2 separate regions of the Homo sapiens genome follow, and region 2 is linked to region 1. The links are chromatin loops, found by intact Hi-C in ENCODE. Cell type or tissue: IMR-90. All regions are shown on one strand. Links, peaks and the distances in the headings refer to the core of each region. The heading gives the core; the rest is flanking DNA.

Evidence for each region. Hi-C counts contacts between places; a loop is a spot of excess contacts. Peaks named below come from ENCODE experiments on the same cell type or tissue, not always from the same donor. Only the 100,000 strongest peaks of a DNase experiment are listed, where the experiment ranks them.
Region 2: a loop joins it to region 1, with 4 times the contacts of the local background. A loop is called at or near these places in 4 of 110 quality-filtered maps.

What each region holds. Positions count from the first base shown.
Region 1 is chr12:2,175,394-2,190,462 of GRCh38, reverse strand. The region is part of intron 3 of CACNA1C (calcium voltage-gated channel subunit alpha1 C); the gene reads right to left. Among named protein-coding and RNA genes, the nearest start is that of CACNA1C-AS4, 41 kb to the left of the region's middle. RefSeq lists enhancers at 853-1,448, 2,731-3,231, 6,253-6,752. In IMR-90, for the core only: a CTCF peak has its summit at 6,147; DNase peaks (open chromatin) are centred at 6,112 and 9,982; H3K27ac peaks cover 2,335 bases.
Region 2 is chr12:2,236,807-2,251,875 of GRCh38, reverse strand. All of the region lies in intron 3 of CACNA1C (calcium voltage-gated channel subunit alpha1 C), which reads right to left. Among named protein-coding and RNA genes, the nearest start is that of CACNA1C-AS4, 21 kb to the right of the region's middle. In IMR-90, for the core only: no CTCF peak of the experiment used is centred there; a DNase peak (open chromatin) is centred at 7,605; H3K27ac peaks cover 2,901 bases.

The DNA.
Region 1 (15,069 bases), core at 2,627-10,626:
TGAAAAAATTAAAACAAACAAACAACAAAAAACAGAAAACCAGACCCAATGCTAGATAAACGGCTGATGGAGGGAATGGGGCACTGCGGGGCGGGGATGAGCAAAGCCTTCCCTGCTGTGCAGCCACACCTTGAATGACAAAAACCTTACCTGGGAGAACGCTGGCTGGCAAGGAATTTTTCACTGTGCTCCATCCTACAGTATTTTGAAATCTTTTGTTTAAATCGATTGGCAATGTTTAAACACGCCATTTCACACAGAAGTACAACATTGCTAATTAGGCAATAAGGAGAGAGACAGTGTCATTTCCTGGTAACGCATCATGCACAAAAAGCCCTCCCTCCTTCCAATAAATTTTAAAGGATTTCACATCATCTCATTTTTAGTGCAGAAAGAGGATTCCATTCCATTAACAAAGAGCAGGTTCTGGTTGGCTGTGCTATTCCTTTAACGTTGAACCACAAGGCATGTCCCAAGATGCTTCACTCAGGTGTAAGAAGCACTGGTACCCAGCCTTGAAGGTTTCGGCTCTCACCTGGATCACAGGCAGCCTCTTTTGGGACCTCCTTTGTTCTCTTGCGTCAGTGATCTCAAGGGATCTGCATCTTCTTTTGCTGTAGATAATTGCCTCAAGTACTTTTGTGAGTTTTTTTCTTTCTTCTTTAAATATCACTAGTTGTAAGAGCCCTTAATGAGCACGTTATTTTAATGGGGCTGGCCACAACTTCATGCTGTTTTACTTTAGCTTCTCTTATGGCAGGTAAATCACAATGGCGGAAGATGGCCAAATGTTCCTTGGTTTCCCTGCCCCTACAGGTTTCCACTCCACACGCTGATAGTTTTCCAGCCAGTTAGCAGCCCTCTGCCTGGAAGCTGCCCTTTGGAAGCTGGACCTGGCCCCCTCATCTCGCGCAGCAGCCAGCGCCCAGCTTCAGTCCCCACACAGGCAGCCACGATGGCCCATATGGCAAGTCTCCCTGTTTCCATGGACTGGGCCCTTCTGACACGTCCTGGGGAGCCTGCTCCCGCAGCGTGCAAGGTTTTCTCCAGCCTTCTCTCCTTGTACGCATCCCACTCTTATCCCGAGTCAGTTCTTCCCCATTCCTCTGGTAGCCATTTGGTGCTCAATATTTGCACACACAGCCAGCAAGGGACCTCTGTCCTCGCTGCATCCATCTAGCACAAGGCTCTCTTACTGGGCAAGGGGAGAAATCCTGTATCAGGTTACACCAGATCCACACAATGGTGCTAACCCAGGCACCATCCCAGGAGAACCAGTGTTCTCCACTTCTCCCAACACTTAGAAAAGCTGAGCTGTTTGATGCTTCACGTTGGGAATGTGTCTTTTTTTTTTTTTTTTTTTTTTTTTTGAGACGGAGTCTCGTTCTGTCGCGCAGGCTGGAGTGTAGTGGTGTGATCTCAGCTCACTGCAAGCTCCGCCTCCTGGGTTCACACCATTCTCCTGCCTCAGCCTCCCAAGTAGCTGGGACTACAGGCACCCGCCACCACGGCCGGCTAATTTTTTTGTATTTTTAGTAGAGACGGGGTTTCACCATATTAGCCAGGATGGTCTTGATCTCCTGACCTCGTGATCCGCCTGCCTCGGCCTCCCAAAGGGCTGGGATTACAGGCGTGAGACACCGTGCCTGGCCTTATTCTTCCTTCTTCTAAAGGATTTGGGGCAACTGATTTAGTATCATCTGGGATCGTCAGAAATTTTCCACATTTCTCAGAGAACACTTCTTGTATTTTATAAGGATACCACCAAATAGGAGATTAGAGGACCTGAGACCCAAGTATAATATAGGCCTAAAAACCGAATATCAATTTGCTGAAACAGTGTCTTTCTCTTTTTATTTTTATTTTTTCTCTCTCTCTGGGGATGGGGAGAGACAGAAGAGATTTTATCCATTAGGTGCAATAGGTTCAACTCTTATATCCTATAAGCTTTTTCACTGTCCTGAAAAAAAATGTGAAAATCAGAAACAAAACTAGATTGGGTCCAAAATATAAAACTAGAAAATCAAAATAAATATTTCACACAACATCTACAAAAATTAACATTGTGCCAACTAGTCAAATGCATCTCGATCCATAGTTATCTATCAGAATAAGAGTTTATGTTGCAAGACTAAAATGAATAATTTATTCTTAATAAAACTCAACATTATAAAAAATACAACCATTCTTCCCAATTGTGTTATAGCAAATATATTCTATTTGATGTGCGAGGTAGATGCATTTTCAGATGTTTGATATGCGGAAAGGCAGAGTTGCCAACTATCTGAGGGTCTGGGACTTCAGAGGCCTTAAGAGACCATGGGGAAGATACCACTTACCAGTCCATGTGGCCCCTAGGGTACCTGCTGATAAGAAGTTCCTTTTTGGTGTTTTTAATTCCTAGTGAAAAGCCTCCTAGGCAGGCTGCTTATGCTGCTGGGTGTCTGCTTCTCACAGAAGCAAAGCTAGGGCTTCGGGGAAAGGCAGCTCCCAACCTGTGGCCAATACCACAGCAGGGGCCAAGGTGCCTCTCCTGGCATCCTCCTCGCCCTCAGCTCAGTCCCCGTCCTGGGGGCAGCAGACTCTTCTCTGAGATCAGGATGACCTGTCAGGGGCCTGGAGCCCCCCACCTTCTGCTGCAGGCATGAGGGATGTGGCACCAGGAGGGGTCACCGAGCAAAGTCGGCTTTTGCTCCTTAGTAATCTTTCTCCGGAGGACAGGCAGGGACCCCACAAACCAATCGCCGCCCCTGTGGGGACCACCCTGCTTCCTTGGCTACTCCGGTTCTCACCGCAGTGCCCACATCTTCAGCCCTCTGGCCTGTCGGTCACTGACTCAGAAAGGTGGGTCTCTTCACCCTTGCCTGGAAGAATCAGCTTTTCCCTCTGAGAGGGAGACTTACCTGGAGCTCCCAGGAATGAACAAACTAAGCCCTGCGCAGATGCTCAGCCTTGGGAAGAGGCTGAGGCCTCCAGAGGGAAGTTTCTGTGTGCCCACTCTGTCCCTTGCTGCCTCAGCCTCTCTCCTGCCCACCGCCCCACCTCAGTTCCTCATGCAAATCATTTCCTGGCCGTTGCTGATTTGTATCTTTGGCCCAAGACAGAGAGGCTGCTATGGGGGCTGGCTTTGCACAGAGGTTCCTACCAGGGTAGACTGGTGGATTAGAACTCCGAGCCTCGACTGGGTCCTAGCTCCACCACACAGAGGCTAGGCAGTGCCACCCCAGGCAATCATTTAACCTCTCTGACCTCAGTTTCCCCAACCATAAGACAGAAAATATTCACTCACAGAATGATGGTAAAAATTAAATTAGATACTGCCTGGAAAAGGTTCTGAAAACATGAAAAGGTACACAAATGTAAGATAACGTTTTACCATGAGTCTGTGTGTTTGACTCTGCTGGCAACAAGCTGAGCACCGAGGGATGGGGGCAGCAGGACAGGCAAGGGGGCAGCAGGACAGGAAAGGGGTCGGGTGTGCTCACAGCCAGTTTGTGGGGAAAGGGGACCTCACAGGGAAAAACAGATGGTGCAGCACCAGGAAGGCAAGCAAGAAGTGTCACATATGTTTAAGATAATACACTCTGGGTCAGGCAGACCTGAATGCAGAGCCCCTGCTCTTTTAGTCATGTAACCTACTCTGAGCCTCAGTTTCCTCTTCTGGCAAGTGGGGCTAATGAGAGCTTCCCCATCGGATTGTCGAAAGGATTAAAGGAGGTCGTGTTGATAACTGACTTAGCATAGTACCTGGCATATAGTAATCACTTAAGAAATCCCATTATGATTAAACTGATGTCCATTGTGCTATGGAAACGTGTAAGTGCTGAATTCCAGGCACATGGTATGAACAAGTCAGGGATCAATAAATCCATAAGCAATGTCTCCAGCACATCTCAGTTTGTCTCACAGACCCTGACCCCCAGGGTTTTTAGTCTCTATTTCTCCCTTCATTTCTTTAAAATAAAAAAAAGTGAAGGCAAGTTCTCTTGGGTACAGGCACATTTCACACTGAAAGGAACCCTTACCCCCTCAGCGGCCACCTGCCCATGGCCCGCAGCCGCTTCAGGACACCCCTAGGAGGATGCAGAGGTGGCCACCTTGCCTCACCCACAATGGACCTAGTCACTTGGGCCTAGATCCCAAGACAGCCTGCCTTCCCGGCCACCCATAACATGAGCCGAGAGGACCGACCACACAGCTGGGGACTGTGACTAAATGCCGGGAGGGAACCAGGGAAGGCTCTGTGCTGGCCACATGTCGGGAAGGGAGACCTTTATTGCAACCATCCCACGCTAATTGGTCCTGGGCTGGGCAGTTTTCCCATAAAGATGAGAGGACTGAAAGAAGCTCACCAAAAACCACAGCCCGTAGTGGAGGCAGCTGCTGAGGCGAGTCTGGCCGTAGCCACCTCAGAGTAGGGAACCGAGTGAGGTGCCTGGAAAAGGAGCCAGAGAGCGGCCAGGAAACGATCCGTGCCCTGGCTGAGAAAACCAATCAATCAGGCTACAAGTGTGCATTGGGCGCTCGGCACGGGACAGCCACAGAGAAGCCTGAGAGACTGCAGGAAGTCTAGACTGCTGCCCAGGCGCGGCTGGAGCCCACCGGGCAAAGACACGTGGTGCAGGAGGAAGGGTGAGTGACACTCCCAGGCCGCTTCTGCCCAGGGCCACACAGACAGGGCAGGAGGCAGTGCTGGGACTGCCCTGACAAAGTGCCACAGACAGGGCAGCTTACTCAACAGAAATGAACTTCCTGAAGGCTGGAAGTCCAAGATCAAGGTGCCAGCAGGGTGGATGTCTCATGAGGCCTCCCGCCATGGCTTGCAGTTGCCCCTCTTCTCCCCATGTCTTCACATGCTTTTCCTTCTATGTGTGTCTGTGTCCATGTGTGTCTGTGTCCAAGTTTCTTCTTTTTATAAATCCAATCATATTGGAGTAGGCCCACCCTAATGGTCTCATGCTAACTTAATCACCTCTTTAAAGACCCTGTCTCCAAATGCAGTCACATTCTAGAAGTACAGGAGACAGGGCTTCAACACATGAGTTTTGGGGGGACCCAACTCAGCCCATAGGATTTCAGCCAAGAGACAGGTGGGCTTCCGGGGTTAGGGCAAGGCCCTGAGGGCGTGGTGGGATATGGAGAGTAGACGGGGTGGGGAGCGGTGCAGGAAGTGCTCCAGGCTGGAGGAAGGACTGTCCCCTTCTCTCCTGCAGAACAACTCCTCCCCATTGTCTATCTCGCCTGCCTGCCACACATTCAAATAGAGAAGAATGTGGGCCACAGGTGAGGTGGGAGTGACAAAAGCCAGGGAAATAGGAACCCGAGAGAGACAACTTGGAGATGGCAGTGGGGACATTTGAACTCCTGCTGCTTGGCCACAGCATGGTGAATGAACTACAGCTGCGTTGAGTTGTAAAGCCCAGGAGCAATGAGCCACGCGGAGTAAGATTCCATGGCTGCCAGTAGGGCCTGTCCCCCCAAAAATATTAGCTCCACATGCCTTTCCTTAGGACTTTAACCCCAGTTCAATACTAAATGACTAAATACCCAGAGGTGGGGTCACATTTTAATTCACCATGAGCCCTTTAGATGTCAGTGCTAATGGGCATGTTTGGGGATAGCGGAAGTGGGATATATAAAGAGACTGCACCTCTGAGCAGGGTTGGAAAGCAAGGTTCTCTGCCTGCCTCTCCACGGCGCCTTGTTTGCCTGTCTTCCTCATTAGAACCTAAGTTCCGTGAGCCCAGGACTTAGCCTTGCTTCTCACTCTGCTTCCAGAGCCCATGACATGCCTAGAACATGGTTGACAAGCAAGAAATAGTTGTTGAACAGATAAATGAACAGGCTAATGAATAAACTATGTAGAAAGATACTTAAGCACTCGACAAGTTCATATTCTAGATGTAGCCTCATCAGAGAGGCAAACACATTCTTGGGTTGATGTGGTCTATGATCAGCCCTGCCAGGAACGACGAAGAAACATGTACCCTAACGTATTCACCGAAGACTCCAAACTAACACAAACTTATCTCAAATTATCAGGGAACCAGATCATCTACAGCAACCAGAAGCAGCTGTGAACCTCTGTCCCTGTAGTGGTAAACACAAGGGTATGGTCGGGAAGTCAGAGCTCCTCCTACAGTCCATGGAGCATCCTAGAAGATTTATAAGAATAAAGAAAGCAAGTTACAAAGCCGAGGCCTCGTGGCTTCAGAAGACACATTAAATAACAAGTCCCTTCGGCTGCTAAACACAGAGCCAGCATTCTCTTCCTGCCGGCTTTCAACACGCACACCTGAAAATCCTTCAGAACAACCGCAGCCCCAGCTCTGGTGCCTGCTTGCCTTGCCAAGAAATCAGAAGCTGCAGGCAGTGGGGGATGGGATGGAGAAAAGAGAGGAGATTCCTGCAGAAAAAGACTGGGCCAATTAGGAACAATTGCAAAAGCTTTCAGACCAGGCAGAGGCTGGCCCTCTCCTGCACATACCAGATCACTCTGTCTCCCTCTTCCACGTGGATGGATATAATTCATAACAGATTTTACGTTTACAGGAACCAGGCTGGAACATTTTCCACGCTGACTTTTCAGGCTGGTGACAACTAAGTATCTTAAGAACCTCTAGAGACAGAGCTGATGAGATACCGCTATTTCCTCAGCCACTGCCCTACCTGCTGGAGAGCCCCGTGACTAACCACCTGTTCCTATTTCCTGACCCACCTGGCGGGAAGGCAAGAGACGAGGGCAGAGCAGGGCTGGCCCTGGGGCCTTTCGCCTACCAAGCCCTCATTCTCCAGCCCCACTCTCTGTGCCCGCTAGCACATACCATGAGAGGATGCATCTTCATTTGTGTGGGACCGTGACATTCTGATGAAAGCCGGGGGGGGGTCTGTCCCCAGAAAAAGACGCAGACAACTTTTGTTGGTATATATTGTTAGCACGTCTTCAAACTGAACTATGCATCAGAATCACTGGGGAAACATTTCTGATTCCCGTGCAGCCCCTTCCCACACTTGTGGAAATAGAATCTCTAGAGAAGGCAGCCCAAACTTTGTGTTTAAGAGACCATTCCCGGTGCTTACCAGATCAGCGGGACACAGACCTATGAGCAGGTGTTAGGGAACCTCTGCATAGGGACTCATGCCCCTCAGGCGAAGGAGCTCTGTTCTCCTACAAGGTCAGGAAGGGAAGAAAACTTTCTTTTTTCTTTTTTTTTTTGAGCCAGGAATTATGTTAAGTGGCTTCCCTAAATTAACTCATTTAATTTCATTTTCATAGAAATCACGTCAGGGGGCTGGGCATGGTGGCTCACGCCTATAATCTCAGCACTTTGGGAGGCCGAGATGGGAGGATTGTTTGAGGCCAGGAGTCGGAGACAAGCCTGGTCAACATAGTGAGACCCCATTTCTATTAAAAATACTAAAAATAATAATTTTTTAAAAACAAAATAAAAGATCATCTGGGGGAAGTGATATCCCCATTTAAGAGGTGAAGAACAGAGGCTCAGAAAGGTTAAGGATTACCTGGCATCCGGTGGACTAAGGACCGAAACCAAGACCACCTTCTTCCAAAGTCCTCTCTTCCGAGGACAGCACCATCTAAACCCTGCCTGCAAGATGTCTGCACACGCGCCCCTTCCCTGAGCCGCTGCAGGGTGGGGTGTGCCTTCATCAGGATGGCCGTCATCACAGTGTCATCGTGGACCACTTCCTCTTTCCCCTACCTTGGACTCAGGGATGCTCAGGCGCACATCCCAGTCACCTTGCAGTACACAGTCCCTAGCACACTTCCAGTCCACAGTGAGCACCGGACAAATGTTCTGTGGAGGAATTAGACAAAGGAAAGGAGAGAGTGTAGGGGTAAGCTCACCACCTTCTCCCTATAAAAGCTTCAGAAGAGAAGTCATTTCCCCAAAGTAACTTTACATTTTGTAACATCAATACTATAAGATACCAGCGACCCCCGACAGGGCTCACCAATATGCAAAGAGACTGTGAAATGGCTACAAATGTGAGTGGATTTCGATTTAAGGTGGTTTAGGAGGGGGAAAAAAACCCCATAAGGAGAGATTTGGGAAAGGCATTGGGAGAGGGGCCTCGTAGAAGCAGAAGCAGAAGAAACCATCAGCATACCCACCCCAGGGTGCATGAACCCATCACTGTAACAATGTCATGTTCTCACTCACACAACGGGGAGCCTGTGTTTGGCTTTCACCAGTATTACCTGATTTGCTCACACAATTTTATGGTGGCTGTTCTTGCTTGAATATTACTGAAGAAGATTACATGGGTTCAAGGTTGGTACCGTCATTTTTTTTTTTTTTTTTTTTTTTTGCAGACAGAAACTCACACACAATCTCCCCAGTTCCCTCCCGATGTTAAAATCCCTTCTCCAATACCTCCCACAGCCACCCAACCTCTCCTTGAATGCTTTCAGGGATGGAGAACTCCTGGCCTCTCAACATGTTCCATTTCTGAAGAGCTCCCTATTGAACCCATACCCTCCACCCACTGGTCGGAGTTCTACATTAATGAGTAATCCAGAATCAGTTTACCCCCACTCTGCAGGACCCCCTTAACACACATCTTGCCTGCATCCTCCAGCTGTTCCTCTGGGCCAGAGACAGAGTGTCCTTGCAGTCCATTACTTACCCTCGCTAAGCTCCAGTGTTCTCATCTATAAAAGGGTAATAACAGTAATATCTACCCCATGGGGTTATTGTGAGGATTCAGTAATGAGCTGTAAAAAAACGATATCGTGGATGTGGGTCCCCTGGCCTACAATAACTAGAATATTATTGCTCTTCTTTTTCTTGCCCTGGCCTACACACTACTCACTATTCTGTGGGTGCAGCATGGAATTGTGTCATATTTGTAGCAGTTCTGATGGCAACAAGAATAAAATAAAACACCTGGATTTGTTTTCATGGGCATGACCCTCAAATCTGCGCTCCCCTATTACGCCTTTCAGCAACTGAGTTTTGGAACCTAACATCAGGCTCAAATGTTTTCCTGTTTGTTTCAGCTCGCCGTGTCAGTCTGCTGTGATCATGTTGATCTTAACTCTGTCCCCACACTGAAGGCCTGGGTGCTGCCCCTTCCAGCTGTCTCTCCACTTGTATCTTAGAGATTCTCTAAATAACTTCAAGCATGAGCCCCAAGACTAGAGACTCAGGAACTGCCTCTGTGAAAGGACTGCAATTCAGCTGAACATTTTCTGGATGAGGAAACAGAGGTGCAAAGATGTCAGTTGGCTACAGGAAATAACAGAGGTAGTAATGATCATTGTTACCGCCGTCACGGACTGGGCTCTCCTGTCCACAGGCACTATGCTACATGCTTTACACAGGGGTCTTCCCCAGACTGTAACCCCCCAGAAGAAAACATTTGAGTCTGATATGTAGGTTCCAAAACTCAGTTGCCCAAACACGTAATAGGGGAGTGCAGATTTGAGGGTTATGTTCATGAAACAAATCCAGGTGTTTTATTTTATTCTTGTTGTCATCAGAACTGCTACAAATATAACACAATCCCAAGCTGCACCCGTCCCCAGAGGGCAGGATGCGTGGCTGCAGTATTCAGCACCCCATACTCTGCACTCAGCTCTGTGCCAGACACACACTAGGGACTCAACAAACACTTGCTGAACAACCATTTGACATTTCCAACAACCCTCATTTTGAAAATGATAAAAACTATACTTTAAGAGATTAAACAACTCACTCTAGGTCCCCAGCTGATTCTGGGACACGCTGTGATTAGAACCCAATCTGCCTGGCTCCAAAACCAGCCCCTCACTTTACGGCCTCCCTATCAGCAAAAATGTTCTAGAACGCAGCGCACTGGACAGTCTCTCAGCATTACATCTGGGAACTGAGCCACTGTAGTCACATGCCCCAAACTTATATCTAAACAAGAGAAGTGGGGAAAACCTACCAAGACCTAAAATATCTTTGAGCAGAGAAGATCCTTTAGCCTCTGCTCCCAAAATGACTCACTTTCTGGTTCCATTCTCCCACTGACTCATCCTGCTGGGACATTTCGCTTCCTCCAAAGCAGGAGGGCTCCATGCCAGGCTTGCCAGCACTCAGGCCCTGCTGGGCTTCCTAGCAGAAGCCAGTTCCAGGGAGGAACAAGAACCAGAGCCTCTGTATCCTAATGCTTTCCCCACCACCCCTTTGGCCTTTGCCAGACACCAGGGAAGAAAGAAAGGGTTCTTTCTCTTCATCTACACTTAAGAGTGTGTGGTGTTTCTGTGTGTAGGTATGTGTTTATACTTGCATGCGTGTTTACTCAGAATGAAGGCTTCATCCATCCATCTACCGTGTGCTCAACCTTACAACAGACACTGTTGGGGTTACAGGGAACGAGAAGACGTGCTCTCCATTCTAGCAAGTATGAGCAAAGACCTGAGTGAGGCTGCTCAGGAGGCAGTTGGAGGGCCTGCCTGGCCAAAGGATGAGTGGAGAAGGAAGGGCCTTGAGGACCAAGCTCAGAAAATTTTGATTTTCACCTGTCAGATGAAGAGAAATGATCAAAATTTCATTTGAAGCAGAGAAAGAGCATGGTAGAAGCTGATTCTTGGGAGATCAATCTAGCAACGGTGTGTACAGTGGTTTGGAGGCAGGAAGGCAAGAGCTCTTCCTGAGAGCAGGCTAGCATCCAATGAGCGTGGAGCAAGCATATATCCATTGAACAGCCAAATACTCATTTGTGGTCATTATTAGGAAACTTTGTTCTTTTTCGAGCTACTCTTTGCCAGTCTCCATTTTCCAACTTCACTCATGTCTGTTCCTTCCTCTGGACATCCTTCTTTCTAAATCTCTTCCAACTTTGAGACTCAGGTCTGGAGCCAATATTCTAGCAGCATTCCACTAATTGCAATAATATTTTCTAACGCAATAGGGGTCTGGGTCAATGTTCAGTATTCAGAGCCCGGAGTTTCTGTGGTGCGTATTAATCACGCATCGAGTGGGGCAAGGGGCTAGATGACTTCAAAAGTCCTTCCAACCTTAGAGTCTATGGGTCTAGGGTGCTAACTCCACTAACAGGTTGGTATGTTTTCCTTTCATTAGACAACTTACTTGTTCAGGAACATGGCTAAGACCAACCTATCATCAGCAGGTCCAGGGAACACTTCCTAAGTCTGTGGCAATGCATACCTCCTCCCCGACTTACTTCTGTGCTGAACTCCCAGCTCCACCTGGCAGGATGCCTGCCACAGCCATGAGTGCCTGGAATCACAGAACACTGAGAGTTTTATAAAAGACTGGATTCCAAGTCATCAAACATTCATTTTAATGCCTGTTTATCCATTAAATAACTATTAGGTTGTTCTAAGTACAGAAAAGACCGCCATCACATCTATCTCCTCTTTTAAATTATTTATTTATTTATTTATTTTGAGACAGAGTCTTGCTCTGTCAACCAGGCTGCAGTGCAGTGGTGCAATCACGGCTCACTGCAACCTTTACCTTCTGGGTTCAAGCGATTCTCCTGCCTTAGCCTCCTGGGTAACTGGGACTGCAAGCGCCTGTCACCTCAACTAGCTAATTTTTGTATTTTTAGTACAGACAGGGTTTTGTCATGTTGGCCAGGCTGGTCTTGAACTCCTGACCTCGGGTGATCTGCCCGCCTCGGCCTCCCAAAGTGCTGAGATTAAAAGCAAGAGCCACTGTGCCCAGCCTATCTTCTCCTTTTCTTCTCAGGGTCTGTGAATTTGTACGGGGGAAGAAATCACAATCACGGGTCCTGTTAATAATCTGGTACTCAAGCGGTTCCAAAGGCTCCCGAGTGGGAACCCGGTCATGAAGGAAGTCGGAGAGTCTGTCCTGGGGCCAGGAAAGGAAGGCATTTTCCAGGAGCAGAGAGGTGTTCACAGCCTTCTGTGACACCCCCACAAGGGGCCCAGACTCCAGGTCTTAGCGACCAGCTCTCCAGACACAGGAGCATTGATACCACAAGACAACTGCTTAGACTCCTGCTCAGATCCTGTAGCAAGCCTTCTGCAGATCCCTGGATTGTCGGAAAAACATAATCCTACATGCAGCATCAACTCTGAGTTAGGTTCATCCCATGCAAAAAGCAAAGTCCATGCTTCCTACAGTTAGTGCATGGCCCCTTGAAGAAACTCAGCAAGTGCTAGCTCCCTTCCCTTCTCGATAGCCAGCCGCTGGCTCCTCCAAAATCCTCCTGGCATGACAACTCTATTTCCTCTCCTGTTAAACTGATGGATATTGGTGGCTACCAAGGACGGATACCCATTTGAAATAATCTGCTACTTCCCCAGCAAGCAACTTTCCTTTTAATAAGAGGCAAAGAGTCCATTCCTAAGTCCTGATATCCCTTCCTTGGAGAATCTGCTTCCTTCACTGTGTCCTTCCTTTTCTCTGCAGATCTGCAGTTTGAGAAGAAACTTGCAATTTGGAGATGCCTGCCCTTCTCCTAGCTCCTCACCTCCCTTGGTGTGTCTCATCTTCATGCTAGGCTTGTGGGAATCTCAGAGGGTTACATAGAAACACTGGAAATCAGCCACGGGCAGTGGCTCATGCCTGTAATTCCAGCACTTTGGGAGGCAGAGGCGGATGGATCACCCGAGGTCAGGAGTTCAAGACCTGCCTGGCCAACATGGCAAAATCCCATCTCTACTAAAAATGCAAAAATTAGGCTGGTGTGGTGGCAGAAGCCTATAATCCCAGCTACTTGGGAGGCAGAGGCAGGAGAATCACTTGAACCCAGGAGGCGCAGGTTGCAGTGAGCCAAGATCGTGCCACTGCACTCCAGCCTGGGCAACAGAGCGAGAAGAAAGAAAAAGAAAGAAAGAAAGAAAGAGAGAGAGAAGGAAGGAAGGAAGGAAGGAAGGAAGGAAGGAAGGAAGGGAGGGAGGGAGGGAGGGAGGGAGGGAAGGAAAGGGAAGGAAGGAAAGGGAAGGGAGAGGAGAGGAAGGAAGAAAGAGAGAGGGAGGGAGGGAAAGACAAGAAAAGAAAGAGAAAGAAAGAAAGGGAGAGAAACACTGGAAATCAGGCAGGGAATAATGAGAAGGGATGCTTTCAAGCTGTCTTTGAGGCAAGATCTGCTTGAACTGGATTCTGTGTATTTTTTATTTATTTAGGAAGTTGCTGTTTAAGTTGAGGTGGAGTGTCTCTCTGGCTACTTTCACTGCATATACAAACCCAGAGGAGAAGACGAACAACGGGAGCAGCTACCTGACAGGGATAGAGGCGGCTTGTATCGTCCCCTCTCCTGGTTGCTAAGCACCCAGAAATTCACGAGCAGCCTTTGATAGGAGAGAGTTACAGGCAAGGAGAGATGCTCATCCACAGAAGGGCTCTCTGGGTGTTGGGAAGGCAGCCTGGGTAAAAAGTGCTCTCCAAGCTGGCTGGGAAAATCTGGATGGAAAGGAAAAGGTGCCCTGTTGCTCTGCACCTTATGCCATCAGACACCTATTGATTAAGCCGACCTGGCCATGGGTGGAGGGGTCACCCTCCGTAGACTGATGGCCGATCCCACCACAAATGCTGAGTTCTGGAATCATGAGAAGTTCCCCCTGAATGTGCCTTGCTAGCCAATGCCAATTCTTCAGTGATGGTAAAGACGGTCCAAAAGACTCACCACCAACCATGAAAGAAGATGGGTCAAGTGATAGCATTGTCCTCGTGTATCCCACTTTCAGTATAAAATGGAATTCCAGTTCTCTGGGGTGATGGACATGTAGCCATTGTTTAGAGACTCGGGGAGGAAGGTTTCTGCTCCGGGATTTTATGTCCTGAAGCGCTCGAGAATGCTATGCCTAGGAATTTTAAAGGACGGGATTGAGTTGGAAGCATTTCCTGTAATGCCACATGCACAGAGAACCCCTAGGAACAGGTGAAGCACTTGCTGCCCCCCAGCTCCAACCCCCCCAATAGGCCCTAGCTGACATGGAAGGAAGCTTGACCAGGGCTGAAGGCTCTCTGCTTTCAAGCCTAAACTCAGTTCTACCCTTACTTGACTTCTCCATCTTCTCCCCAAGCGGCCAGCAGGACCCTTTAAAAACGTGAGTCAGACTATACCTCTGCTTACAGTCCTCCAGGGCTGCCCATCTCATCCAGGGGAAAACCAAGGCCCTGAAAATGGTTTCTAAGACTCTGCCTGGTCTGCCCCTGCAACCACCTCTCTAGGCCCGTCTCCTACCATCTTCCCCACACGGGCTCCACACCAGCATCCCTACCTCACGCACTCCAGCCTTCTGCCTGGCCTGCTCCTCTCCAGCAATTTCTCACCTTCTCAAGAGTTTGCTTAAATGTCACCTCCTGAGCCTGCTTACCCTATTCAAGATTGCAAACCCAAATTCCTAGCATCCTCTAGCATCCCACCCCTCTAGCATCCTCATGTCCCTGTCCTGCTTTGCTTTCCTCCATAGCCTGTATCATCCCTGAACTAAATATATAGCACACCAATTTGTTCACTATCCATCTTCCCCCATTGGAATGTAAATTCCAAGAATGCAGGGATTTTTATCTGTTTTGTTCACTGCTGAACCATCAGGATGTTAGAACGATACCCAGCATATAGCAGGAACTCAATAAATACTTGTTTAATCAATTAATTAAAGACCTATCCTCCTTTGCAAGGGACCAACTCATTACTTTGAAAGCCGGTAAGTGATGAGAAAGCACCTGTCCTGCTTTTTCTGCCACATGGTATTTCAGGGTAACCAAACTGTTGATGAGAGAGCGTTCTTCTTTATAGAAGAATTCCAGCTACTCAACGCAAAAGGAATGACAGAATCAGAAAATGAGCATTTCAAGCCCTAATGAAATAATGGATCTGGGCAACAATCGTCAATGGATGTGAAAACCATCAGGGGAAAGGCTGATGGGGCCTCAGTAATAGATGAAGGATGAGGCTGCCAATCCCGGAGCCCACCCACCCATCTCAGTGTCACAACAGGAAGGGGCATAACCACAGCTGGCACATCCTTGACCCTCCCTTCAAAACAAACGGAACCTGAATCTAACTCCGAGGTCACAGAAAACATGGAGGATGAAGGAATAAATTAAGGGACAATAAGGAAGCAGCCAACCAAATCAA
Region 2 (15,069 bases), core at 3,698-11,697, 60 kb before region 1:
GTGAGAAAGTGATTTAGGATCAATCAGAGGAGGTGCCAGGAGTCCATCCTCAGCCCCACCTCTCGCCCCAGCCTCATTCAGTTCTGATTTCCGAAACATTTTCGCTTCATGGAAACTAGGAAGACTCCATTCTCTGGAGAACTGCAGGGCAGCTGTTTCTGATTATTTTTCCAAGAGAGACACATAACCAAAAGGGTATTTTGGTTATAAAGCAATTTATTTCTCTAACCATTAGAAGATATGTATGTTCATTCCCATGGGCCCGGGGCTGGGTTTGGTTGCCCTGCAATGACAACGTCTAGCAGGACTCCACTGAATCCAGGAGGCCAGTAATGGAAACTCAAAGACTGTGGCAGTGCCACTTAGATAAGCACCTGCGGCCTCCCTGACCTACCTCAACCTCCCTGGCTTGGAAACCTCTGCTGGAAATTTCATAGAAGCTACTTCTCCCCTTGCAGGGGAGAATTTTCATTACAAAGGAGGATTTCAACACGCTTCAGCCATGTCCTTTAGGATCACTGTACTAGAAAGCTGGGTATAGCTCTGACCAGCCATTGACCGCCTGCCCTCATGATGGTCACGATCCCAGGAGACATGTCAGTAGACCACACTGTCCAGCAGCAACTCAGCTTCCCTTTGCCCTTCACCCCCATGACCTTATGCTGACTGTCAACGTGATCTATTTTCTCCCCTGCTCTTCAGAAGCCCTCAGCAACGATTCTCCACTCCCCAGATACTGATGACAGAAACTAAATGATCAAGAAGTATTCATATGAGCAGACACACATCCCTCTCAAACTCAGGCTCTTCCAAAGTGACATGACTGTTCTGCAGACGGGCTGAGCCAACGCAGAACACACTGTCCCTCCTTCTGCGTCATGCTGGAAGTTGCTCTAAGTGCAGGATGTGGTAGAAGTCACCAGGGTGGATGGGATGGTCTGTGTTCCAGCAAACCCACAAGGACAGAAGAGCCAGCCTGGGCTGGTTAGGGAGAGGACAGCTTCAAGGCTGAAGACTAAAAAGTAGAGCTATTATTCTGGGTGGCTTGTCGTCATCTCCACTGAGAGCAGAACAAACCCCTAAAGCATGTGGAATTTCCATTACAGACAAAAAAGAATTATTGGACAGTGAGGGTCATTAGACAATGGAATGAGTGCCCAAGGCTACAGCACTGGCATCACCACAATGATCAAGTCAGGAGGGCCGGCTGGGGTTGGGAGGTCACTGGATTAGAGATGGATGACCAGGGCTCCATTGGCTCAGTGGGTATTTAACGCATGGCCTTGGAGGAGGTGCCAGTCTCTCTCCACTTCAGCTACAGCGTAGGCCATCACCCAGTTTGTCCCCCTGAGTAGTTGCTATGAAGATCAAATGAGATCATGGATGTAAAAGTGTTCAGTGAACCATAAATTGCTACCCAGATATCAGCTGTCATCAACCACACCCACAATCCTGACTAAAGGTCTCGGGATGGAGAGAGGGTCTTGGCCTGTGCCCTTCAGGATTCGGTGCTGTGCGTGCAACCTGGGAGTTTCTGCCCTGTTAATAAGCTGAGTGCTCCCAACTCCAGGTGCTGGGAGGTGAACGGCCCAGGGTTGGAAATGTCTCTTCCTGGAGTGCTCAGTGCTGATGCTGGCCAGGTGGAGCACAGAAGACAAATGAACTCCGCAGATACTGACTGGGTGGGCTCTGTGAGGCACTGTCCATGCCTCAGGGAGATGGACTGATGCATCCTTGTCCTTGAGGAATCTAAAGAGAAGGCAAGGCAGGCCGGGTGCAGTGGCTCACGCCTGTAATCCCAGCACTCTGGGAGGCCGAGGCAGGTGGATCACGAGGTCAGGAGATCGAGACCATCCTGGCTAACACGGTGAAACCCCGTCTCCACTGAAAATACAAAAAATTAGCCAGGCGTGGTGGCGGGCGCCTGTAGTCTCAGCTACTCGAGAGACTGAGGCAGGAGAATGGTGTGAACCCGGGAGGCGGAGCTTGAGGCAGGAGAATCGCGTGAACCTGGGAGGCGGCGCTTGCAATGAGCCAGGATCGCGCCACTGCACTCCAGCCTGGGCAACAGAGTGAGACTCCATCTCAAAAAAAAAAAAAAAAGAGAGAAGGCAAGGCAGATGTCACTGATTCGGAGCCACCGGCCGAGTGAGCCCTAGACTAGATTTTAGGCCTGGCCTCACCTTGGACAGGTCACGTGAGTCCCCTGAATCCCAGGTGCAATAAACAGGGAACAATCATCACCTCTGTGTGCCCACTTCACAGAGCTAATGTGAGGGTTGGGGGTGACGAACTGCAGAGGAGTACCAGCAGGAATAACAGCAAACATTTACCTGGCATCTGCTCTGTGCCACACACTGTTTAAACCTTTTACAATCAGAGGGCAACAAACTTTTTCTGTAAAGGGTCAGGTAGTAAATATTTTAGGATTTTATTTTAGGATTTGTAGGACAGACAGTCTCTGTCACAATTACTCATCTCTGCTGCTGCTGCAGAGAAACAGTCACAGACAAGACATAAATGGATACGTGTGGCTATGTTCTGATACCATTTTATTTACAAAAGCAGATGGCAGGCCGGATGTGGCCTGTTCGCCAGTTCACCAACTCCTGCTTTGCATACTTCCCCTCACCATGACCCAGTGAAGTATACGTCACTTCATACTCACTTTACAGATGAGAAAAGTGAGGCCCAGTCACATGAATTAACTTGCTCAATGTCAGAGAGCTGTTAAGTGGCAGGCTTGGGATTTGAAGAAAGGCAGTCTGGCCCCAGAGTCCTTACCTCCTTACCTCTCTACTGACAGCCTATTCAGAACGCTAGAAATGAAACGTGACAACCACTACATCAAACTGAGGTGCCAGTCAAGCATGGCCATAATAATAGCCAACATTTCCTGAGGGCCTATTTTACGCCAGGCACGGTGCCAGGTGCTTCCCAGATGCAACCTTCATAGCAGCTCTGTGAGAACAGGACTATCGTGATGCTCATTGTACAGAGGGAGAAACAGAGGCTGAGGGTTACCATAACTTGCTCAAGGTCCCAGAGTCAGCAAGTATTAGAGCCATAATAGAACCTAAGTCCGTCACCGCCAAGGTTGGCATTGCCCCTCCACACCGTGAGGCCCTCTTGCCAGGAGGCAACATCCGCTCCTGTCTTTCGGTTACTTCTTTCCAGAGTAAAGGTAGACACTGTTCTCTTCGAGAGTTTATACCACTGCGGCTTTGAACACGGGAGCGTGATGCACTGCCTTGGGGATGATCACCCCCAGGAAGACAGGAAGGCTCACTTCTCTGCCCCAGTTGCAGCCATCGCCTCTCCAGCACCGACTCCTGTCTGTCCTGCACACCACTCAACACAGAGCATCTGCCAGTTTCTACAGCACTGCAGGCAGAACACTCACTTGCAGGCTGCTAACTAAAAATACTGGAAAATGGAGCCCAGTGAGGCGGCCTCGGTTCCTTCACAATGGAAAGGGATGATCCCGTGGGTCCTTGGCCCGGTGCAGAGAAATGTTCCCTGGAAGGACAGCACGGAGATTCCCAGCATCCAACTCTGGTTCCTGGACTCATCTCCTCCTCCCCTTAACTGGTCAGGAGCTGAGCATGAAAGAGACACTGCTCACTGGTTATATTTATAGAGCAGAGTCCAGCAGCCAGGAAGTGGACATTATGGGAATGTACAGTGTAAACACAGCATAGGAGAGGAGATTCTTAATTACTTTGCAATGGACATTTGAGCCAAACCTTCCTAGGTTAGCTAAGTTGTGTGTGGTGTTACTGTTTCTCCAATGAACACACACACACATATATACATAGAACTTAATTTTAAGTTAAAAAAAGTTTGAGTGGAAAAAGATGCCCACGATTCAGCTCAATTTTAGAAATAACTAATTATATTTGAGAATGGGAGAGAAGAGTTCTTTCTGGCTTACAAAGGTTCTCAGCCACCTGTCCCCCCTCTGCAGTGGCCACAGCACCTTTTCTCCTTTCCATGTACTGTTTCTTGCTTTGTTCCTAAAATTCAAGTTGTCTTCCCCTCCCTTGGAGAATAAAGAGAAAGGAGCAGGTGAGAACGAGACTAAGTGGAGGTGACAGAGAATGAAAAGAGGAAGCACAAAGAGGCTCGGCAAGAATCCAGAATTTTAGAAGGAAAAAGAACAAGTGATTAAAGACCTAGAAGGTTTCAGCAAAAGTTTCCTTTTGTCCCTTTGCAAAATCTTGCCATCGTCCATAGGGAACTGAGGAGGGACCAGGAAGTCTAGATTTCGCCGTGGCTGCCCACCAGGAAGGTCAGGAAGCCTGAAACTCAGCCATGGGGACAAAGTGCCCACCAGGCGGATGAAGTCTGCAGTCACATTGCCGTGTTAAACTGGGACACTCCATCACAAAATGGCATGGTCGATTTCTCCCAGCCTAGAAAGCTGTGAGGAATTTCCCCACGAAGGTTATATCTCATTTTGTCACATGCAAATTTAGCTAATTAAAACCCACCCGGAAAAGGAGTTCAAGGACAAGAGAGCATCAGACTTATAGGAAAAACAGACCCTGCGGCATTGACAGGGCAGAGAGGGTGCAGGAAATCAAAGAGTGACCTCACAGGAAAAGGCGAGGGTGCTCCCAACTTCCATGCAATGCACTGTGACCATATAGAGAGAGCAAGGTTATAACAGGCCATCCCCGCTGCCCAAAGAAAATGTCCTGCCTATTTTTAAGACAAGAATAAAGGATAATCAGGGTGAAAACTGGAAAAAAATTCCAGAATGAATTGAAGGAAGCTACAGATTTGCAGGAGTCAAAGGGAAGAAGGAAGGAAGCTGATTTAGCCTTTCTTACTTTATAGTCTTAGCTTAAGTTTTTCAAAATTTTAATTCTACCTATCGGGGAGTTATTGCAGGCATGTGTAGGCATGTGTGTGCATGGGGGAAGAACGGCCTGGAAGGGGATGGAGAAGTGGGGAGACAGGGATGCAGCCGCTATGCATGAAGCGTCAGCCCAGGGAACTGGCCTCCTTGAAGACAGGAGATTACAGTTCTTGGATGGGTCATGACATCACCCCTCACCCCCAACCTTGGCCAATGTGCCAGCAGGTTTCTCCATGCCCAGGCAGCGGTGTGGACCAGGAGAAAAGCTTCCTTGCTGGGACCTATAAAAGAACAGGTTAGGACAGAGCGTAGCAGTTAAGAGCACACACACACCATGCTGGCTGGGTTCTCACCACAGCCCCCACACTCGCGACTCACGGGACCTGACGACCTACCCTCGGTGTGCCTCAGTTTTCTCATCTATACAAAGGGGACAACAACGGTATGAATTGCACAGAGTCGTCATGGGTCCAGCAGTTACAGGAGTGCCTATTACACAGGAAGCACTGTGTAAGTGTTAGCTGCTATTACTCAGAAACACGTTTCAGGCAGGGAGGCATGGCTCAGTGGGATAAGGAAAGCCTGAGATTCAGGATCCTGTTCACTCCGGGAGCCACCATCTAAAAGGCCTTACTACAGCCTCCTATTCAGCAGATTACTTTCCTGCTCAGAATTCAGCCTCGGCCCCCGATCTACAGAATTGGGTCCACTCTCATCTGCTGGGCAGCAAGGTCTCCAGCATCTGCATCCCCTGCCCAGCTCTGCCGAGCCTGCCCCACTGCAGTTGTCCTGCCACAGCACTGACTGTGGGCACTGTTCACCTTAACTGTCCCCACGCCATGCCCTGTGCTGTTTGCTGCCGGCACCATCTTCTCTTGCTCTGTTTGCTTGCCCTTCCTCCTGCCACCCTAACGGCAGGTGCTTTGTGGTGACTCTGAACAGGGGGCCTGGTTCTATGTCCATCCCACCATGGGTGTACCACGCACAAAGTTAGGGTACTGAGGTTTCACTCCAACTAAGCAACAACATGCAGGTAGTGCTCACTGTGTGCAGGGCCTTCTAGAGCTCCACGGTCCCTTATTGGAAACCCTTGGGGCCAAATGCATTTCAGAATTCAGAATGTGTCAGGTAAAGTCATTTGCATATCTACTGTATGTAATAGCACAGCAGGGTGAAGGGCCCCAGAAGCCAACGTATTTCTGCAGTAAATCATATGAATATTCACTCTAAGCAGGTTAAATAAGACTGCAACTACCCTTGTGTCAGTTTAGGACAACTCTGCCCCAGATGAATTCAGGAAAGGCCAGATTTTGCTGTCAAAGGGATAATAAATGAACTTTCACTTTTCAGAGACTTGGGGATTTCAGAATTACAGAGAAATGGCTATGGATCTGTACTAGGTGTTCTGGGGTCATAAAGATAAATATTTTTACACAAAGGAAATAGTATAACTGCTGCCTTTGGGAGGAACAAGGAAAGGAGCCCAAGCATGGGCACATTCTAGACCACCCGCTCTGAGCCTCAGTTGCCTGGTCTGTGAAATGGGATGACACTCTCCCGGCAAGGAGAGGTTTATTATAAAGCACCTGAAACACACTGCTCAGAGATCTCATGTGTGTTTGCTTCTCCCCTTTACTGTTCAGTCAATGAAAATTTAAACCCGGGTGGCTAAGCAAGCATGCATGTGCTGAAGGGTTCTCAATGGAGAATGGAGCTGAGAATGGCTCAGCTAAGAAGCTTCCTGGAGGGAGGACTCAGCAAATCCTTATGCTTCCATTTTGCTGTCTTCAACTAGGAGGAACAGAATGCCATTAATTGAACCACCTTCTTAAAGTATGCAAATCCCAAAGAATAATACAATTCCCTTTGCTCTCACGATCAGCGCGGCCCCTCCACATGGCCATGCTGTTTCTGTCTTGCCTGCTCCTCTTTTGCACTTTCCTAGACACTTTCTTTTTGAAAGACATCAAGCACACAAGTACGTTCAGGCAATCAGTTCAGCAGCAGAATTGCATTTACAGCCCCAGAGAAAAACCCTGTGGGAATGTCAGGGTGAGCAGACAAGAAGGCCTTGGCTTCGATGGGTCTGGGTTTACAGTTTACTCTGTTTGTTTTTTGTTGATAAAAGTAAAGTCTTCCCCTGCCCAGTATCCATTGTGAAGCATTCCCTTTTACATAAATGAACCTAATCCCCCTGTTTATTAACATTAAACTTGATATTTACAGCCCAAGTGCTTTATCAGCATTAACCAATAATCCTCAGTGAATTCTTGCAGGGGGAGTCCACGTGAGGCACTGAACTGCTCAACAAGAGCCTTGGCACAGCCCAAAGCAGGTGATGGCTCTGCTCTAGGAAGGAGGAGGTGCTTATAGGACTGACCTGTGGCTTCACCCCTCATGCCCTACACGGCAGACTTCTGCATTCCCTTCTCTCTAAACACAGAGGGAAGTGTGTGCAGCCTGAAAGGTAGTGGGCACAACATGGTTAACAGGGGAATCCTGAACTACTGCTGGGACCTGGGGGGCAGTTTCCGGAGGAGATGACTGTATTTAGTGTTTTGCATAGGTAATGATGGAAGGATGAGGTCTGTGTTCACCTGGCACCTTCCCTTAGGACCTTCCCTGCCTAGTGATAAATACAGGCTCAGGCCCTGAGTGCTTCTGTTCAAAAGCGGAGCTGCAGCCATGAGTCAACACCGCATTCCTGGGCTAGTGGTAATGAGCACAGCAGGCAGCTGACGTCCCACAACGCATGCTAGGGGAGCCGAAGGCCCCTTCACAATGAAATTAATGAAGGCTGTAGCTGAAAGACTCTTGGAGCAAGTGGCTAACTACAGACTCAGGAGGGCAAAGGCCCTGAAACAGATAGATGAATCTGAGCCAAGAGCAGCAGGGGATGGCCCCACAGAGTGGGCAGGATGCTTAAGGGAGCTCTCCAGAGATGCTTCTCTCTGGTAACAGTTCACCCAGGTCCTCAGTGGAGAGAAACTGGAATTCCACATCATAACTCAGTTCTATATCCATAGTTGTACATAGTTGGCCTGAAGTTTAATTGAAAACAGCACCATTTCCCTTATGTGCACCTAGTCATTCTCCAGTTGTCTTTATTATCTTAATAAAACCTCAAGTTAAAAGGCTCCTACCAGTACTGTTATAAAGGAATATTTGTATTGACTGAACCTCATCTGACAATTGCAGCGAGGAATTCAGTGCCCAGCATTGGCAAAACCAGATAAACAGTGCCCTTGTGAGTACTGCTCTAACAAAGCAATTTATAACTGGACTACACATTGCACTTGAGCACCTGGCCTGTTCCAGGGACAGACTCATGAGGTAGCTACTATTATCCCATTATATAGGTAAAGAAACTAAGGCTCAACAGAGTTAAGTTGCCCCACAGCCAGGGATTAGTCAAACCCAGATCTGACTCCAAAATGCCATTTCCACTATGTCATTTCATACCTTCTCATCATCCCCCCATGTGGTCTTCTTGGATGGTGATCGCACTGATGGCAGCAGTCACACGTGCTATCATGCATGTTTGATCAGTGGCTACCAGCAGACCATGAGCTGAGGGTTTAGGACTATGAGCCACCAGGCCCCTGACTAACCTCAGGCACAGCCCAGCTTTGGTTTCAAGTTATGGTTCTCTCTCAGGTGGCATCTCCACTTTCCTATGATTCAATTCATCAGCAATTACTTACCAAATGATTCTATGGGCCTCTCTGCACTAGACTTCATCCCTGCTTCCAGGTACTCACACACAACCTGGTTAGAGAGGTAAGATCATGACATATCAAATCGTCAGAGCTCAATTACCATGGTGTATGGATGAGTGCCACACTATGAGGAAATGGAGGGCATACACTTATTAGTAATAACCCATATAAGTAAGCTCCTTACTCCTTCTTATGCACCCACATAGCACTTAACAGCTTACAAAGACAGATCTCATTCTATCCAAAAGTTCAAACAAAACACCAAACCACACAGCAGATAAAAGACCCAAATGACACAGCCAGCTCTACCAATTATAAACCCTATGATCGTGGGTAAGTCACTTCACCTCTCAGACCCTCAGTTCTTTCCTCTTAAATTAAGAATAACCACACTTGCCCCTGCTAACCACACAGGGTTCTTTTGAGGATCAAATGAAATCACGCATATGAAAGCACTTTGAAACTACAAGCCACACAGCTGTACCATGGTAGATTATTGGACAAGCCAAATATTATTGCTCTCATTTACAAACAAGGAAACTGAGGCTGGAAGCAGACCCGGGACCAGGGCCCAAGTCTTTAGGTTCTTTGGCCAGAGGTCTGTCCTCTCCATGACGATGCTTCACTAACTAGGAGCAGGTAGGAAGTAAAGAATCCGGTTGGGCCTCAATAATCTAGGAAGACTCCCTGAAGTAGAGGCCAACAGGCCACTGACATAGTTGATTAAGAATAAATTTTTTTGAGTCATCATTTAAGAAACAGTAGGTTTCATACAAAATCCAAATTTTTGCCTTGAAAAGTCAGAAGAGCTCATAACAGCGGGCACAGACTTCCTCAGTGATGACCGTCTGCTGTGGCCGCCACCTTTAGGAAACACCTGTCATTTCAGTTCATCACAGTTACCCTGGTCCCCCATTGTTCCTCCAGCACGGAGGCCAAGTGTCAGTAGCTAGTTTTCATTATCCTTGCATTGCTGTCTCTGTGTAGCAATGGAAGTGAGTATGTTTCTGCGGGAAAGTGAAGACTCCTCCTGCACCTGTGTACCTTTCTTGCTTATTTCAGCAAGATTTAAGTTTGCATTGTCTGACCTGAAGGACAAAGAGACTCCCAGGAGATAGGGTGGCAGGAATGTAGCAAGAGCAAAGTATGGCTGGGAAAACTGAGCGTGGAGGTGGGAGGCCAGGTCGGAGGATGCGGCCTGACTGGGAGGAGGGGCTATGCAGAGGGCACAAGGACAATGGAGGACTGGGAAGACTTTACAGCTAAGAAATGAGGCTGCAAGATGGAGCAGGGAGCTTGAATGATGATGGCGATGGCAGGGACAAGGGCACCATGCATGGTAGTGCCAGCCCAGGGAGCAGGAGAAATGGAAATTCTGATGGGCAAGAACCAGGAGAAACGCCTTGCGAACTCATTCATTCAAAAATTTACTGCGGACCCACTGCGTGCCAGGCACACTGAGTTCTCTGGGAATACAGCAGGGGATCAAACATAACAAAAAATCTCCACTTTATGGCAGATGCAGCCACATTGGGAGGGATCTTTCCACAAAATTCCCCCATGAATGATTAAGGATAGCTGCTTCTGAGCCACGGAGGACAATAGGCAGAGCTGACTGTGACAGGGAGAGGGGATAGTCAAGGCGTGAGGTTAAAAATGCCCCACCTGCCAGTGCTCAGCTGGTGAAGGCACAAAGCAGCTGGAACTACCTGCCCCATCTGTCTTCGGAAGACCCAGAGGAACTTGAGCATGAGAATACACATAGCTGGTCCTGCCACTCCCCCACCTGCTTGGCCAGGCTGCACACGTTTTGCAATTGATCCCATCCCACACGCGTGCTCTCCTCTGCTTGCCACACTCTGGGACAAGGGGGGAGGCATAAAAAACATGGCATGATAAAAAGATCTGGAATTGGGATGACTTGAACTCCAGCTCTTTCACGTGACCTTGGGCAAATTACAGGATCCTTGGCTTCTGGTTTCTCATCTTTAAAAATGGGGACAATATGATTTGCCTCAGAGAATTTCTCTAAGGCTGCCATGACATCATCTATGTGACAATACACAGCCAGGCCAGCGCGGGGACATAGCGGGGCTGCAGTCAATGCTGGTCTTCTCCATGCGTGGGAGGATGGAGGCTTCTTGAACCACTCGCAAGTCAGAAATAAAGCTGCCAGGAGCCTCGCAAGGAAATGCTTGCCCTCTTCCCACCCCCCTCACCTCGTACTGGTTATGTAAACCTTGGCTCACTCTGGCATTATTTGAGAAACATGTGAAATCCCCTCTGTGGTAACTCCATTTGGGTTAATACTTCCATCCCCAGTAAATTCCTGTTAAGATGCAAGCATAATCCCTGGCGAGATCCCACCCTGGCAGAAGCACCCACTGAGACGGTGTAGAGAGGGGACTCTCACCCTGGAAATTCAGGCCCTGAGGGAGTTGGGTGAGCACTGCTGAGGGGAGCTCTGGGCTGCCAGAGGTCAGGGGGTGGGGGAGAGGGCAAGGAAAATGGCCAAAAGAGAGGTGGAAGAGGAGGCCACGCGTGCCCACCTAACCATGTGCTAATGACCAAGCATGGGTGGAGAAGGCACCTTGTCCCTTCAGTCAATACCCATTAGCATCCGCCATGCAGCAAGGTCACCAATATCAGGCACTCTGGGGGATGGTGTGCCCAACGCTGACGCTGGCCTCCCAGATCTTATGAAATGTCTCACCCCTCCAGGAGTCCTTCCAGCCAGCTTGTGGCTCAGGCCGCTGTCACCATAACCCTCAGTGCAGGCCCTGCCCCATGCCTGGAGCCCTATCAGTGGCTTTTGTTGGATTCTACCTGCCTCAGTAAAGGTGCAGATGTGTCTTCACACATCACAGACCCCAACAGAAGATTGCTAAAATGCAATCCAAATCCCTTTTTAACCTCTCTACTTTTTAGGACTGTTCAATATCACTGATTTCAAGGACCATGGTACGTCTTTGTTTTTCTAAATAGGGGGAAATGTCTGCAACCAGCATCCACCTTTAACTCCAGCAAGAAGGGGAGCAAGGGAGGGGAAACTGCATGTCAGCTGAGCAGGAAACAATCGAGGTTTCTCTGCTTCTCTGAAGACTACAGATCAAGCCAAGCAAAGAGCGACCATCCTGAGCTATTTGTGTTTCATGTAATAATGCCCTAATGATCCAATTAGCATTGATTCTTCAGCAGCAACAATATTTTCTGACTGATCCAGCAATTTAGCGATCACTGTTGATTGATACAATTTCTATGAGTAATAAAGCAGTTTGAAAGAAATTTGTTTAAGTCTTCACAAATCACTTTTTAAAAACATTTCAATTTTAACCTTATTTCCATTTTCCATTTTTTCCCAACCAGTGGACCCTTTATGACATTTCCCTTGGGCATCCCACTCCCCTGGCCATCACGTGGGCCAGCCCTCCCTGCCCCTTGTCTGGGCATCCTCAGCCTTCACCGCCCCCCGCAGATGCTCGCTGGCTGCAGCCCGGGGAACAGATGGGCGCAATGGCTGAGCCTTAGGGAATGGTAGCCGGGCACACAGCCTCTGTGGAAATGGCCCAGGAGAGAGCCACTGGAGCAGGCTTCCTGAAAACCTGCCCTGGTAACACCGCTAAAATTGGAAACCAGGCAGGGGTGGGGGACAGCGTGGGAGGCGAGTGGGAGGGAAGAGGGACAGTCACAAACAGGGAAGGGAGCTAGAACAGACTGTCGGGATAGAATCTCCTACCCGGGAAGCGCCGGGCTTCCCAGGAAAAGAGCTGAGACCCAGCAGCTGGGTGGAGAGAGCAGCCCTGGGAATGAACGGCCCTTTTGACGTCAGGGACTGGGCAGAGGGCCGCGAGGTCTGTGCAGCTGACCCTTCCTCCAGCAGTGCCCCAGCTGTGTCTCCCACCAAGAGCCTTACGAGATGAAGCCTGTGTGTGTGGAAGGAAAGCCTCACCGCCTGGGAGAGCTGGTATTGGCCCAGCCCTCACCGTCATTCAGGTGACTGACACGGTACCCGATGACCAGTGGGCCCTGATGGAGGGGACCAAACCGGAGTGCTCTGGAGGCAACTTCTCCCAAACAGTTCTCTGGCTGTTTTGGTACCCACTCTAACGCTGACCTCCTGATTATCTTCACGGCTCCTCCCTTTTGCCCTGCCCACGGACGCTTTCCCAGTCAGGTTATTGTAGTAAAACTAGGAGTAAAAATAGCTGCTAAAATTTCACGAGCTACCATGTGACAGGCATGACGCTAGCTAAATGGTTCATATGTGTTATGTCATGTAATCCTCTTAACCACCTTCTGAAACAAGTGTTATTCCCACTTTACAGGTAAGGAAACTAAGGCTTAGGGTGGTTTAGCCACTCAGTCAAAGACATTTAATAAGCCAAGGAGTGAAGCCAGTCAAAATGAAAATCCCTGGCCTCCAAAACCAGGGTTAGGCATTACAGAACCTCTCTGGATCATGAGTCCCCAAATTTCAGCCTTAACCAGGCAGATTTTCTCCTGACTTTACTTCCTCCTCTCGGCTTCCTGCAAGTTCAGCCCTCATCCTCTGCTTCTCAGAGAAAATACCTAGATGGGGAACACCTTTCCAGGACACTCTCCTTGGACAAAGAACCACATCATCCAGGTTCCCTCTGCTCCCAGAGAATGGCTAGTCCTCTTCTCAGAGGGCACTTGGTAGGTCAGTTCCAAAGCCTATTTCTTTGAGGCCTGTCAGAGCTACCTGACCATTCTCATTCACAAGAAAGTCAGACTGACAGACTCATCCCATTTCTCTGTAAGATTCAACATGATTTTGGTGGAGTTCCTATAGCAGTTCCCCAATTCCCAAACCTTTTACTGTTCACCACTATCTCAAGGAATGTGAGAAACTTCCGAGTCTGCAGCTCAGAAATCACATTGAAGGCAAGGGTGAGGAGACAGTTTTTGGCCACACTTCAGTTCTTTCTATATTAAGTGAAAGCTTATCTTTGTCTATATATGGTCCAGCACCGTTATTTCCGTGGGAAGGTCATGCCAAAGTCACCTAGTTACCTCGTCACTCCATCACAGGAGATACATCCCAGTTTATACACATATCATGCCTACTAACTATATTGGTTACTCAGGGGAACAAAAAATGCTTCTTCTGCATAATAGTTTTCCAGGCTCCTGTGTAGAAGCCTTGCTCCCAAACCTGATTCTGTCTGTTTTGACGACGAAGGCTAGAACAAAGAGTCTCTGCCACCCGTGGGATTGTTTGGCTTTTAAACAAACCTCCTTAAAGAACATACAGATAGGAACAGCAATCAAAACTGCATTTATTAATGTTAGGTCTTCAATACTAAAACCTATCATTGTCGCCTTGATACCACTGGAAATGTTTTGGGTACGTAAATAAAGGTGGAGCTAGGGAGGGCAGAGGGAGCAGCACAGGTCTTCATTTGGACTGACGGCACATTTGTTAATTAATGTTCTATCGAAGGATGCTCTTTCCTGAAGTTTTGCTTAGCAGTAAAAACAGTGCTGTTGGCTAATGCTGGTTTTTTGAAGCTTGGATATAAAAATGAAGAACAAGGCTAGTGAGATTAAAGCCACCATCTGCCCAGTTCTTCCCAGGAAATGTCTTTTTAAGGCAACATCATAGGGAGCAGAAAGGCCCATCCTTCCTTCCAACTGGTTATGTCTCAAAACAGGCCAACCATTGACCACTAGGAATTGAGTGCTTAGGGTCTTCCCAGAGACTCAATACAACACTCTGAAGCATCTCCAAATCTGAAAGCTGCCTGTCAAGACATCACGTGGCCAGGCTACTGCATCTTAGTTCATTACTTCCTTTCTGTCAAACAACAGGAACAGAAATCAGCATTTATATTCCATTGGGTCATTTTGGTTTATTTTCTCTCAGCTCCACAAAACATTAGGTCCTGTCACAGGCCTCAGTGGAGAGATACAGAATGCATCTTCGCTGATGTCATCCAAATGAGATGGACAAAGTGAACCCACACTATCATACCCTAGGCAATGGAGGCTGCTGTGTGCAGAGGCAGAAAGAGAAGAGATAACAGGTTGCTTTTTGCTTGAACGTATATTTTTAAAATTGACCCAGAAAATCATACTTTCACTGGTTTCACACATTGGAATTAAGATTTCCCCCCAAGGGCACCATGTGATAAGGTCTGGTCTTCCCCAGCCCATCCACTACTGGACTTGGCATATGCCCCACACGACAAGCAAGCAGATACACCAAAATACAGACACATTAACACAGCAAGACTCAGATGTGCTTATCTACCAAAACTCAAACCAGAAGAACAAGAGTATCACAAGGCATTGTAGTAATCTCATGGTGGTGGAAGTTTAGGACCAGAAACCCCTGGAGGCTAACTGCAGGACTGGAGGGAGGGGAGGAGATTTTGAGTGTCTGGAGTCTTCAGAGTAAACAGAAGCCCCTCACTGTAGGGAGGAAGATACCACAGCCTAGTGTGGGCCCGGCACCACTCCCCT